Regions from separate parts of the Homo sapiens genome. Here region 2 is linked to region 1. A link is an interaction called in ENCODE POLR2A ChIA-PET data of the cell type or tissue named here. Cell type or tissue: Panc1. All regions are shown on one strand.

What was found. ChIA-PET counts read pairs that join two places held together with the same protein. Peaks named below come from ENCODE experiments on the same cell type or tissue, not always from the same donor. Only the 100,000 strongest peaks of a DNase experiment are listed, where the experiment ranks them.
Region 2: POLR2A ChIA-PET joins it to region 1 with 5 read pairs; 3 of 35 experiments call an interaction of 5 or more read pairs at or near these places.

The regions. Positions count from the first base shown.
Region 1 is chr20:41,056,505-41,060,504 of GRCh38, reverse strand. The region is part of intron 2 of TOP1 (DNA topoisomerase I); the gene reads right to left. Among named protein-coding and RNA genes, the nearest start is that of TOP1, 30 kb to the right of the region's middle. RefSeq lists an enhancer at 1,586-2,785. In Panc1, no CTCF peak of the experiment used is centred here; a DNase peak (open chromatin) is centred at 2,064.
Region 2 is chr20:40,695,259-40,699,258 of GRCh38, reverse strand. It overlaps LOC101927098 (a long non-coding RNA gene), which reads left to right. Exons shown (of 5, transcript NR_187686.1): 5 at 1,137-2,410. Among named protein-coding and RNA genes, the nearest start is that of MAFB, 8.0 kb to the right of the region's middle. In Panc1, no CTCF peak of the experiment used is centred here; no DNase peak of the experiment used is centred here; H3K27me3 peaks cover 189 bases.

The DNA.
Region 1 (4,000 bases):
CCACCCCTTGCCCAAAGGAAGCACTGATCTGATCGTGCTGTATATTAGATTTGTCTAGATTTCTAGATTTCATGTAAATAACATCATATAGGATTTATTCTTTTTGTGTCTGATGTCTTTCTCTCAGCATAACATTTGTGACATTCATCCACATTGTTGGATATATCAGTTGTTGGTTCCATTTTATTGCTGAGTGGTGTTACATTGTGTGGATATACTGTAACTTACCCATTCACCTGCTGGACAATTTAGTTGTTTCCAGGCATTGGTTATTATTTATCTGCTACAAACATTCATATACAAATATTTCTATAGACATGTTTTCATTTCTCTTGGGTACATACTTAGGAGAAAAGTTACTGGGTAATATAAAAAATGTATGTTTAACTTTACAGGAAATTGCCAAATTGTACCATTGTATATCTCCATCAAAAATTCATTAGCATTCCAATTGCTACAAATTTTCACCAATATCTGCTATCAGTCTTTAATTTTAGCCATTCTAGCACGTGTGGAGTGGTACCTCACTGTGGTTTCAATTCACATATTTCTGATGATTAAATGATGTTTAATGACAAGCATCTTTTGGTGTGCTTGTTGGCCTCTCATATACCTTCTTTGGTGAAGTATCTGCTCAAATCTTTCTTGGTCTTCTTACTACCTAGTTGTAAGAGCTCTTTATACATTCTGGATTACCAATTTTTTGTTAGCTATACGAACTGTGAATATTTTCTCCCCATCATTTTCTTGTTTTTATTTCTTAATGGTGTCTTTCAAAGAGCAAAAGTTTTAAATTTTGATCAAGTCCACTTCATCAATTTTCTCTTTTAGGGTCTGTATGTTTTGTGCCCCAAGATATCGTTGCCTACTCAAGGGCTACACAGATTTTCTCTCTCTCTCTTTTGCAGGGAAAGGCAGGGAAAGAGTCTCATTTTCTTATATCACGATGTTACGCAGGCTCCTCTCGAACTCCTGGGCTCAAGCAATCCTCCTGCCACAGCCCTTGGAATGGCTGGGATTACAAGGGCATATCACCACCACCACCTTATTTATTTATTTATTTATTTATTTATTTATTTATTTATTTATTTATTTTCTAGCAGTTTTGCAGAGTTAAGGGCCAGTGTTCATTTTTTTCTAATCAATAAAGACGTCAAGTTGTTCTAACACCATTTTTTTTTAACTTTTAAGTTCAGGGGTATATGTGCAGGTTTGTTATATAGGTAAACTCGTGTCATGGAGGTTTGTTGTACAGATTATTTCATCACCCAGGAATTAAGCCTAGTACCCACTAATTATGTTTCCTGATTTTCTCCCTCCTCTCACCCTCCACCCTCCAAAAGGCCCCTGTATCTGCTGTTCCCCTACATGTGTCCATGTGTTCTCATCATTTAGCTCCCACTTATAAGTGAGAACATGCAATACTTGGTTTTCTGTTCCTCTGTTACGTTTGCTAAGGGTAATGGCCTCTAGTTCCATCCATGTTCCTGCAAAGGACACAATCTCGTTCTTCTTATGGCTGCACAGTATTCCGTGGTGTACATGCGCCACATTCTTTTTTTTAATCCAGTCTACCATTAATGAAAATTGAGGTTGATTCCATGTTTCTGCTACTGTGAATAGCCTAGCATTATTTTTTAAAAGATGGCCCTTTCCCCATTAAATTGTCTTGGCGTTTTCGAGCGGTCATATAATTATAGGTCTATTTCCGGACCCTCTATTCTAACCTTACACAAACACAATCTTGACTATAAGATTGTTTGTTACTCCGCTTTTCAAGAGGTATAGCCTAATTCCCCTCCCCTTGAGTGTGGGCTGGACACTGTGACTCACTCCTAACAAACAAGATGAAGTGGAATTGTGAGGGGGCAACTTCCGACACTAGGCCATAAAAGGTATTAGATCTTCCTTCCTGCTCTCTCCTTGCTCTGGGGGAGGCCAGTGACACACTGTCATGTACTCACTCAGAAGCCCTCTGGAAAGGCCCATGTAGTAAGAAACTTAAGCTTCCTGCCAATTAGCCATGTGAATGAGCCATCCTGGAAGTGGACCTTCTAGCCTAAATTAAGTTTTCAAATGACTGCAGCCCTGGCTGACATACTGACTGCAATCTACAGATGGTAAGCCAAAGCCACCCAGATAAACTATGTCTGGATTCCTGACTCACAGGAACTACATGAGAAAATAAGTGTCTGTTGTTTTAAGCTATTATATTTTGAGGCAACATGTTTTATAGCAATCAATTAATAATGCATAGGCAATGTGTCTTCATCCCATGACTGGCTCACAGCAAAAGAAGCCACATGTGTCATAATCTGCTGAGCATCTATTCTGTGTCAGGCCCTGGGAAAATAGAAATCTGCATGACCGTAGTACTAACTGTAAGAAATTCCCATCCTACAGAGATGGGAAAAATAATATCATATGGTGTCAGAAGTAGGATTTGAACTCAATCTTCCATGCAGCATACAGAACCCTTCAGCTTCTTCTAAAAACCTCGAGTCTATAATTTTAAAATGCTAAGTTGATTCCCACAAGGTTAGTGGCCCCAGTTTACTTGACAGCAATATCCCACTACTTCTGCCTCAAACCAAACACTTATGGCTAAAATCATAATAATGACAATACATGTAATAGCACCACAATCTGGAATAAAGCATGTGTGTCAATTAATTTTGTTTGCAGGCCAGATGCAATAAACAAGCTTCAGAACATCAAGATCTGCTAATACAGCCCTAGAGTATGGAAAGGACATCACATTAAAAAAAACTACTCTGTGTATAATTCAACAAACGCATAAATACATATGAAGAAGACTGGAATACAGACATCAAAATATTAAAAGCAGTTATCTTAGGGTAGTCAATTTATGAGTAACTTGAGTTTTTGTGCATATACTTCATCTTGTTTTCTAGTTTTCCCCACAATTACTTTTATAGTAAAAAATGGACCAAGCTTTAAAAATTTATCTTGACAAATACTAGTGTACATAGGAAAATTTGCTTAAATCACTAAAAAGCTCTAAACTTAAAAAGGAAATTAAGTAAAGGATAAATTGAAAGTAATTCCAGGCAGGTTTCAGATAACAGTCTGCCAATAACTTTTTTTTTTTTATTTTTTTTGGAGACAGAGTCTCACTCTGTCACCCAGGCTGGAGTGCAGTGGTGTGATCTCGGCTCACTGCAACCTCAGCCTCCCGGGTTCAAGCAATTCTCCTGCCTCAGCCTCCTGAGTAGCTGAGACTACAGGTGCACTCTGTCACCCAGGCTGGAGTGCAGTGGTGTGATCTCGGCTCACTGCAACCTCAGCCTCCCGGGTTCAAGCAATTCTCCTGCCTCAGCCTCCCGAGTAGCTGAGACTACAGGTGCATGCCGCCATGCCCGGCTAATTTTTTGTATTTTAGTAGAGATGGGGTTTCACCGTGTTGCCGAGGCTGGTCTCGAACTCCTGAGCTCAGGCAATCCATCTGCCTCAGCCTCCCAAAGTCTGGTGCTGGGATCACAGGCGTGAGCCACTGCGCCCGGCCACATTTTTTTTTTAATGCACAAAATTTCAAAATTGATTTTAAGCCAGGTCCCCAAGTTTTTTAAAGCAACTGCTGTCTAAAAATGCAAATCAAAAATGTCTGGTGAGAAACTCGGGGCTGTGGCTCATTAATCTCATTGATACAAATAAGACCTAGGTCAAAGATCTGAACCCCAAGTATTCCTATTTTAAAGGAATGGCTGAGCACGGTGGCTCATGTTTACAATCCCAACACTTTGGGAGGCCAAGGTGGGAGGCTTACTTGAGGCCAGGAGTTTGAGACCAGCCTGGGCAACATAGCAAGACCTTGTCTCTACGAAAACTGTTTAAAAAATTAATTGGGCATCTTGGTGCACCTGTAATACTGGCTGCTCTGAGGGTGAGGTGGGAAGACTGCTTGGGCACAGGAGTTCAAGGATGGAGCTATGATTACATCACCACACTCCACTTGGGCTACAGAGCAAGACCCTCTCTC
Region 2 (4,000 bases), 360 kb after region 1:
AATGAGCTGGCATCAGCCCTGATGAGACCAGAAAAGCCTTGTTGGGGGTTGTGCTGAAACACATCCCAGGGCCCATAAGCAGGAGAGATGGGTGCAAAGAGAGAAATGAGCCTCCCACTTACCCTTTCCAAGCCTCCTCCTGGCCACAGCAGTCCAGAGCAATAGTTAGAGTCAAACAGCCTTTGAATCTTTCCTCTGTCACTTGTAACTTGTGCCCTCTGGCAAGGGACTTAATTTATTTAAGCCTCAGCCTACAAAATGGGGTAATAATGAAGATAGTACCTGTCTGTTAAGGTTATTGTGAAGGACTAAGTGAGATGATGCAATCTAAATATAATCCAGTCCCTCACATGTAGAAAACACACAAGAAGATGTTTGCTTGGCTAATTTCATTACCTGGGGAAGTCTGCCATGACTGGGTGGCATGATCCTGGTTGCAACTTTCCTAGAGCAGTGCTGCAGTCTAAGACTCTTCCTTCCACATCCTCCTTCCTTCCCCCTCTCCTTTCACAGGGGCAAGACCAACATCACGGTCTGAAGGCTCTCCCTGCCTCCTCTTGCCCTTTTTTCCTTTATACTTCACAGGTGTGTCCCCCAATCAATCTCTTACACATAGAATCCTGTTTTGGCTTCTGCTTCTCAGAAGACCCCAAATGACATAGAAGGTCTTGGAGAAGAGTCCAACAGGTGGGTGGTAGAAGAGGTAGAATGGAGCCCCAGCAGCAGGTCACAGAGGTGTCTATAGGTGGGGGGGTGCAGGCCTTCAAGGACTCTGGTGAAGAAGTGCCCAGTCTCTTTTTGTGTCCTGCCCTCAAATGTGGGTGTGTGTTCCTGAGTGTGCACAGTCCCCGAGCATGCTCTCTTGTTGCATTGGCCATAATGTAGTGAAAAAGATCTGTTTCCATCAGAAGAGGATGAGCACTCAGCCCTGAGGAAGTCCTTGGGCATAGTAGATGCTCAGTCAAAAACAAACAAACAAACAAACAAACAACCCCAAACCCTGAAAAACTGAGCACTACTGGGACCTGTACCAACCTTAAGTTTTGCTTTGGACCAATTTTGTTTTCATTTCCTCGTGCTTTGAATTGCATAATGTTAGATCATTTAACCTTTTTAACCCTTTGTTTTTGTGACAGAGACATATATTCACAGACACGTGTACATCTTTATGCCCACACAGAAGGGTAACAGCAGCCTTGCTTCAGAGGCCACACCTTCCAGGAAACCCTTCAGCCTGCCGTGTCTTAGCTGATCCCTCTGCCATCCCCTTGCAGAAGGAGCTTGGAGTCTCTCAGCTCAGCTGGACTAGATGAATCTTCTCAGGGTCGTCTTCTCCCACCTCTGGCTCCCAGTTCCTTCCCCCAGTCTCTCCCTCCCTGCTCTGTGTGATCAGGGAAGCTGCAAACCCAACCCTTACATCAAAAGGGAACTTGAAAAATACTTGGAGCAAAAACTGCTAACTGTGCATCCTTGCTGTATGCTGGCGCTGATATTAAATCAGGAAATGGCACTGAACAGCCGCTCCGAACACAGAAACAGGGGTTGTCAACACAGCAACCAAAAGCAATCTCTAACGGGCAGAGGTGAAAGGGACCTGGCACAGGGCCAGGAGGGGGGCTGCAACCCAGGAAAGAATTCCTGAGCTGAGTGTGTCTGTGCCACCTCTCCAGTGTCCAGAATGAAGCCTGGATCTCAGTCCCTGGCATGGAATGCACCTTGTCTCTCTCCATGAGGGATGAAAGATAATTAGATAATTAAGCATGTTGCTTAAATACCTTTGAAATTCTCCTTTTTATTTCCATACATGTTTACCGAGCACCCACTATGTGCCTGACAGTCCAATAAAAAAGATGCCTTCCCATGTGGAGATGACCTTCTAGCCCTCAGGACAGAACTCTGACCCTTTGACATGGCATTCAAGGTCCTTCGAGTGTTGGCTCCTGCAGAAGCTTTCATCTCTGTTTCCAGCCTCCCTGAAATAGCTCCCCAAGGGCACGAGGCAGTACCTTTGCTCCATGCCTTTGCTTGGACTAGTCCTACCACCAGCAATTCCTGCATTTCTGTGTTTGGCAAGTTTCTGCTCAGCCTCCAAAGCCTTAACCAAGTGTCACCTTTTCTCTGCAGCATTTTCTGCCACCCTCCCCATTTCTTCCAATAGAACCAGGGATCTTTTACTTGGGATCCAGAAGCACTGTGGACATATTGCCATCACAACACCTTTCATGTCACAATGGCAAGGTTTGCACTGTCTTGGAGGAGAGGAAGGAAGCCATATTCATCCCTGAACCCTCATCTCCCAGCACTGGTTGTAAAACTGAAACAAAAATGGAAAACCTTGATGAAATTCATTGTTGGTGTGGCTATGGGGAAACAGATTTTCCATTTCTGATAGTAAATGAAATAGGCACCATCTTGTTAGAGGCTAATTTGACATTATTAACACTGAAAATGCACACATCTTTCAACCCAGCAATTTTATTTCTTGCTTTCTAGAGGAATGTTTGCCCATGTGCAGAAAGGCGCATGTAAAAAGCTGAGTTGCAGCATTGTTTGCAATAGTAAAAGATTTGAAATTGCTTAAATGTCGGTCAATATGGCCTGGATAAAAAACTATAGGGCATCCATTGGATAGAATGCTATGCATTAGTTAAAAAGAAGTAGATTTCCATGTATTGACCAAGCATTTGCTGAGTAAAAATCAAAAGCAAGCTGTAGCTCTAGACATAGATGTTAAAATTACATTGCTGCATTTTTTCACAATGAGAATGTGATCTTCTGTAATTTGTTTTAAAAAGAGATTGAATGACCACAGCAGCTCCTGGCTGAATGGAGACTGGGCTTTGACACAGCCAATCAGCATTATTTCCTCCACCACTCCCACGCAGCAGGTCCCAGGGCAGTGGGAGGGTGCCATCTACTTCCCCTGTACCTGAGAAGTTTGCTCTCCATGTGGTGATGAGCATGTAGTGAGAAGCTGGAATTCTGGGCCCTTGAAGAGCATCCAGACAAAGGAGGAAGAAAGCGAAAGCAGGGAGGCCCATGGGGTGGGATAACTCAAATCATGCAGATTTCTTGAGTTAGTCCTTGGCATCAGGAGGAAGAAGGAAGGATTGGTTCAGGAATGACTGCTAACTCAGGGAGAGGAGGGGGCTGGAGGGTGTGCAGAAAAGGCCTGACAATTCACAGACCTCACACTGTAAGGAAGATCAGCCTTTGCCTAGTTATTAATTTCATTTATTCATTCATTTATTCCACACTTGTAATTGAGTTCCTCCTGGTATGGGCATTGCACTGACTACTGAGGACACAGAGACAACTCCACCTCCTGGAGACTTCCTCTGGAGCTCATGATCAAATTCCATCTAGTTTCTCAGAGTGTGTTTCTTGAACTCCAGGCATCAGAATTACCCAGAGAACTTATTAAAATGCAAATTCTTGGGCTCTACTCAGACCTATAAAATCAGACTGTGGCTCACGAATTTGTGTTTGTAACCCATTTTCTCAAGTGTAAAACATTTGGACTAGCTGACTATATCATTTCCTTGAATGTCCCTGTGTTATTTCCTAAGGCTTCTCCCAAACCTGAGGTCTACCCTGATCCAGGTTGAAGAAAGATGGGATGGAGGTACAAGCTTTGCCCTATGACTCCAGTGTGTAGGATTTCCCTAGAATGACCAGGACCTTGTCCTTGCTAATAGGCTTTTCACCCCACTCCCATGCCTAGGTACACCCAAGTCCCTCCAAGGCCTGGGAAGATCCATAAAACATGTCTTCTAAGTTCCTCAGAAACAAGAGATTGACTCATTGTAAGCAGGGGAATGGCATATGCAAAGGTCCTGTGGCAGAACACAGCTTGGGCTGTGGAAGAACTTAAATAAATCAGTGTGCCTGGAGCATTGTGATGGGGGATGCAGCAAGATGAGGTGGGAGAGGGTAACAAGGGTAGACCATCCATGGCCTGAAGGCTATGCCAAGGAATTTGGTTCTTTTTCCAAGTGTT